Regions from separate parts of the Homo sapiens genome. Here region 2 is linked to region 1. Evidence: read pairs that join two places in POLR2A ChIA-PET (ENCODE). Cell type or tissue: OCI-LY7. All regions are shown on one strand. Each heading gives the region's core, and the rest is flanking DNA. Links, peaks and the distances in the headings are about the cores only.

Region 1 (2,920 bases), core at 262-2,761:
GCTGAGTCCCTCAGGCTGCTTCCACTTACAGCTGAAGGCAAAGAGGAGCCGGCATGTGCAGAGATCACGTGGCAAGAGAGGAAGAAAGAGGTGGGGTGGGGGGGGTGTTTTTTTTTACAGGCTCTTTTTAACAACCAGCTATTGGGGAAACTGATGGAGTGAGAACTTACTTACCCCCAAGGTGGGGAATTAATCTGTTCTTGAGGGATTTACCCCATGACTCAAACACCTCCCATTAGGTCCTATCTCCAACATGAAGGATCAAATTTCAACATGAGGTTTGGAGAGGACAAATATCCAAATTATAGCAGATCCCTTGGCCGGGCATGGTGGTGCACCCCTGTAATCCTAACACTTTGGGAGGCCAAGACAGGCAGATCATTTGAGTCAGGAGTTAGAAACCAGCCTGGGCAATATGGTGAAACTCTGTCTCTACCAAAAATACAAAAAATTAGCCGGGCATGGTGGTGCACGCCTATAATCCCAGCTACTCAGGAGGCTGAGGCAGGAGAATCGCTCTAACCTGGAAGGTGGAGTTTGCAGTGAGCCAAGATCACGCCACTGCACTCTAGCCTGGGTGATAGAGCGAGACTTTGACTCAAAGAAAAAAAAAAACTCACAAATTATAGCAGATCCCTATACTAACATTAAGAAGAACAAAGAATTCCATCTATACAGCATTATCTGTTGGTCAGTGAAATAAGGGTTAGGGAAAGCAACCTAACTTTGCTTCCAACGTAAGCCACAGAAGTCTTACAAAAACATAGTCTTATTACTGTTTTAAATTTTTATTATTGCTGTTGTTTTTTGAGACAGGGTCTCAATCTGTTGCCCAGGCTGGAGTGCAGTGGTAGGATCTCAACTCACTGCAAACTCTGCCTCCCAGGTTCAAGGTTTCTCGTGCCTTAGCCTCTCAAGGAACTGGGATTAGGGCAAGCCACCACACCTGGCTAATTTTTTTTTTTTTTTGTAGAGATGGAGTTTTGCCATGTTGCCCAGGCTGGTCCTGAACTCCTGAGCTCAAGTGATCCACCCTCCTCGGCCTCGCAAAATGCTGGGATTACAGGCATGAGCCATCCCACCCAGCCCATAGTCTTATTACTGAATCCAAGAGAGAATCCTGATAATTATATGTCTCTGTCTCAACAGATACATAACTGTATTTACTTTGGGAAAAAAAAATAAGGAAGTGAAAGATGCATTTTAATGAGAAAGAGGTGTCCGTTTTCATGCTCTGTAAGCTCCATGCAGACTGCTGAAGTCTTTGTTCCTTTGAACCCTAAATTGGTTATCACTTTCCATTCTGATAAAAATATGGATGAGGGCCAGGCACGGTGGCTTATGCCTCTAATCCCAACACTTTGGGAGGCCAAGGTGGGAGGATCACAACGTCTGGAGTTCGAGACCAGCTTGACCAATATGGTGAAACTCCGTCTCTACTAAAAATGCAAAAATTATTTGGGCATCGTGGCACGCACCTGTAATCCCAGCTACTCAGGAGGCTAAGCCAGGAGAATCGCTTGAACCCGGGCGGCGGAGGTTGCAGTGAGCCGAGATTGCGCCATTGCACTCCAGTCTGGGCAACAGAGTGAGACTCCGTCTAAAAAAAAAGGCTTGCTTCTACTGCTGAAAGCAATTTACCATCATGAAATAATGCACCACCACACCCAGCTAATTTTTGTATTTTCAGTAGGTTTCACCATGTTGGCCAGGCTTGTCTCAAACTCCTGGACTTAGTCATCCACCCACCTCAGGCTCTCAAAGCGCTGGGATTACGGGTGTAAGCCCCCACGCCCAGCCCCTCAGTGGTTTGTTATAAATCTGGGCTTTAGTTTTTATATACATATGAATACATATGCATATATTTTGCATATATATTTTTCTTTTCTTTCTTTCTTTTTTTTTTTTTCTTTTCTTGAGATGGAGTCTCACTCTGTCGCCCAGGCTAGAGTATAGTGGTGCAATTTCAGCTCACTGCAACCTCCACCTCCCAGGTTCAAGCAATTCTCCCTGCCTCAGCCTCCTGAGTAGCTGGGATTACAAGCATCCACCACCACCCCTGACTAATTTTTGTATTTTTAGTAGAAACGGGGTTTCACCATGTTGGACCAGGCTGGTCTCGAACTCCTGACCTCAGGTGATCCGCCCACCTCAGCTTCCCAAGGTGCTGGGATTACAGGCATAAGCCGCCAAGCCCAGACTATATTTTTCACATGTATGAAAATAATAAACCCTTCTTCTTTTAAAAATTTCTATAAATTTGCGATTAATGATACATGACTGGAAAGCAGGGAAAATACATAAAATTTGACATTAATTTATCCTATTTAACTTTTAATCAGTATTGGGCCTCCTGTCTCTAAATTAAAATTTGACACGGATTAATATCATTAGCCTAGTCTTAGAAAGCTGTAGAGAGAGAAACATCTTACATATTCACTCTATTTTGTCAATGCTAAAGTATTTTAAAGTGAATTAAAGCGTATGATTTCACCTTTGAGTATGTCAGCATACATGTCTAAAAAAACTTCCTGCATACCAAAATAACATGGTCATAAAAAAATGAATAATTCCTTAGTATCATCTAAAACCCCAGTCCATATACAAGTTTTTCCATTTATTCTCTAAAATGTTTTAGGACCACACTTTGCATCAGGTTGTTATGTCCCTATGTGTGCCTCAGCTGGAAAGCACAGCTTGAAACAAAATTTTATATGCTGCTACTTTATAGAGAGCGCAGTCCGAAGACAGCAGGAGTGAAGGAAAAGGGAAGTGGAGGAAAGGAAACTAGTAGAGTGAATTTGAGGGTGCTGTTCCAAACCGACCACCACTTATATCAAGGGTGACTGATTGTTCCTCTAGGGCCATCTTCTGAGAGGTTGGATGAACAAATGCCTTTCAGGAAAGTCAAGAAACAGGG
Region 2 (2,920 bases), core at 161-2,660, 150 kb after region 1:
CGCCCAGCTAATCTTTTTTTTTTTTTTTGTATTTTTAGTACACCATGTTGGCCAGGCTAGTCTTGAACTCCTGACCTCAGGTGATCCACCCGCCTCAGCCTCCCAAAGTGCTGGGATTACAAGTGTGAGCCACCGCGCCTGGCCAAATGTCAGTTTATTTGTAAATTGGGGGTAATAGTTGTACCTAGGCTCAAAAGGTTGTTGTAAAAATTAAATGAGAGAATACATTTTTAACACTTGGAGTAAATAATTCCTAGCGGAAAGTAACTAATCAGGCCAGATGTATATTTTATTGCATTCAACTGATCATCTGTGCATCACCTCTCAATGTCAGACTCCTTATCCCTAAAAGAAGGTTAATAGAAAAGCACATATTTTGGCTGGGTGCAGTGGCTCACGCTTGTAATCCCAGCACTTTGGGAGGCCGAGGCAGGTTCAAGGAGTTCAAGACTAGCCTGGCCAACATGGTGAAAACCTGTCTCTACTAAAAATACAGAAATTAGCCAGAAATGGTGGTGGGTGCCTGTAATCCCAGCTATTTGGGAGGCTGAGGCAGGAGAATCGCTTGAACTGGGGAGGCAGGGGTTGTAGTGAACCAAGATTGCGCCACTGTGTTCCAGCCTGGGTGACAAGAGCGAGACTCCATCTCAAAAAAAAAAAAAAAACGAAAGAAACAAAAATGCATATTCCTGGATAACTGATAACTTGTGGATTTTTAATCAATTATTTTCTTATTTATAGAGGTCCAAGAAAGGACAATGCTAAAACTTGAGTTTAAGCTACTACTAATGTTCATCTTTAGTCTGATAAATAACTTGTTCAGACTACTCTATAAAGATAGATATAAAAATAGAAATATAAAATAAAATGGCAATGTATTGAAGAATCCGGCTTAAACTGCTGTGGCTTCAGCTACTGCTTCATGAATAACTACTAATATAAATAGCTACCATTTATAGGGTGCTTTACATTAAGTATCTCATTTAATCCTCCTAACCTCTGAAGTAGTTACCGTTAATATTCCCAGTTAAGAGGAGAGAAAAACTCAAGCATGATGGCTCACATCTATAATCCTAGCACTTTGGGAGACAGAGGTGGGCAGATCACTTGAGGTCAGGAGTTCGAGACCAGCCTGGCCAACATGGGGAAACCTCGTCTCTACTAAAAATACAAAAAATTAGCTGGGTGTGGTGGTATGCGCCTGTAATCCCAGCTACTCAGGAGGCTGAGGCAGGAGAATTGTGTGAACTCAGGAGGTGGAGGTTGCAGTGAGCTGAGATCGTGCCATTGCACTCCAGTCCAGGTGACACTGTGAGACTCTGTCTCAAAAAAAAACAAAAAAACTCAAGCATGAAGTGATCACTTGTGCAACGTCACATGACTACTGAGTACTGGGTAAGGAACTGAATCCAGGTCCAGGTCCAAGCCACAAAATCCATACTTTTAACCACTATCCTATATTATCTCTAAATTAATGACCATCACAGTAGCTAAAACACGAATTGCCAAATCAACCCCATTATTGTACTAATTCCTTTACTGTTCTCAAATATACCCCATATTGACAGCAATAAAGTTTTCCATTGACTAATTTATCCACCCAACTCTAAAGAGACTCATTAGGTATCCAGCAGATTTCTTCAGTCATTTTGAATTCTGTGTCAAAATTCTACTTAGAAATTTCCAAATCTCAAGGCCTCATTTAAAAAAAAAAAAAAAGAAATATCCAAATCTCCACAACAAATTTCCTTTTGTAATCGGAAAAAAGTCTTATTTAAAAAAATCCAACTTAGCTTCACTTTGAAAAGCACACAAAAATTATTTTAAATTGCGATTTTTAACTTGCCTGCCACTCAAACCATATAAATATCCGAAAAATGATAACAGAGAGTAGGAATGTGGAAGAAAAAAGAAAATAGACCAAAAGCTGGACATTTAGTTTAAGAACAAGGAATTGGACTTAGATCACAAATTATATTTTAAAAAAATCTGTCTGAAACACTTTACAGAGTAAAGGCAGTATATGCAAAATAACATTTTCTTTTTTGAAATATGATACTACTGCTGTCTTTTAGGCTAATTTCAATTCACAGACAGTCCCTGGCTTATGAGGGTTCAACTTCCGATATTTCAACTTTACAACGATGAGAAAGTGATATGTGTTCAGTAGAAACCCTACTTCAAATTTTGAATTTTGATTTTTTCCCGAGCTAGCAATACGCCAGGTGATCCTCTCTCACGATGCTGCGCAGCGGCAGCAAGCCGCAGCTCCCAGTCAGCCACACCATCCTAGTCAGCCACACGATCAGCCACAGATCAGGGTAAACAACCAATACGCTACAGGGTACTGTGCTGCCAGATGATTTTGCGCAACTGTTGGCTAATTTAAGTCTTCTAAGCATGTTTAAGGCAAGAGAGGCTAAGCTACTTAAGCTATTAAGTTCAGTAGAGTAGGTGTGTTAAGTGAATTTTCATTTTATGGTATTTTCAACTTAGGATGAGTTTCTCAGGACATAACCCCATCTTAATTCAAGGGGTATCTGTAGTCACTTGAGACAACAAATGAGTCAGGATTTCATTCTTTAAAAATCCTCTTTAAAGTGTAAAAATTTTTATTAACATATACATTTCTAATTAGGTAAACTTATTAAGGGTAAACGTGTTATAAACTGAGTCATAGCTATAGTTGGTTTTGTTGTTAAACACTCAATAATACTGAAGGTAATACTATCCCTGCCCTTCACGTATGTGGACATGCGTATACATAACATGTATTGGTGAATTTCTTTAAAAAAATCTTTTTTTTTTTTTTTGAGACAGAGTTTCTCTCTTGTTGCCCAGGCTGGAGTGCAGTGGCACGATCTCGGCTCACCGCAACCCCTGCCTCCTGGGTTCAAGCGATTCTCCTGCCTCAGCCTCC

Evidence for each region. Peaks named below come from ENCODE experiments on the same cell type or tissue, not always from the same donor. Only the 100,000 strongest peaks of a DNase experiment are listed, where the experiment ranks them.
Region 2: POLR2A ChIA-PET joins it to region 1 with 14 read pairs; 3 of 35 experiments call an interaction of 5 or more read pairs at or near these places.

Annotation. Positions count from the first base shown.
Region 1 is chr4:70,873,258-70,876,177 of GRCh38, reverse strand. No RefSeq gene overlaps it. Among named protein-coding and RNA genes, the nearest start is that of MOB1B, 28 kb to the left of the region's middle. In OCI-LY7, for the core only: no CTCF peak of the experiment used is centred there; a DNase peak (open chromatin) is centred at 1,237; H3K4me3 peaks cover 1,119 bases; H3K27ac peaks cover 1,297 bases.
Region 2 is chr4:70,727,681-70,730,600 of GRCh38, reverse strand. The region is part of intron 1 of RUFY3 (RUN and FYVE domain containing 3); the gene reads right to left. Among named protein-coding and RNA genes, the nearest start is that of RUFY3, 7.2 kb to the right of the region's middle. In OCI-LY7, for the core only: no CTCF peak of the experiment used is centred there; no DNase peak of the experiment used is centred there.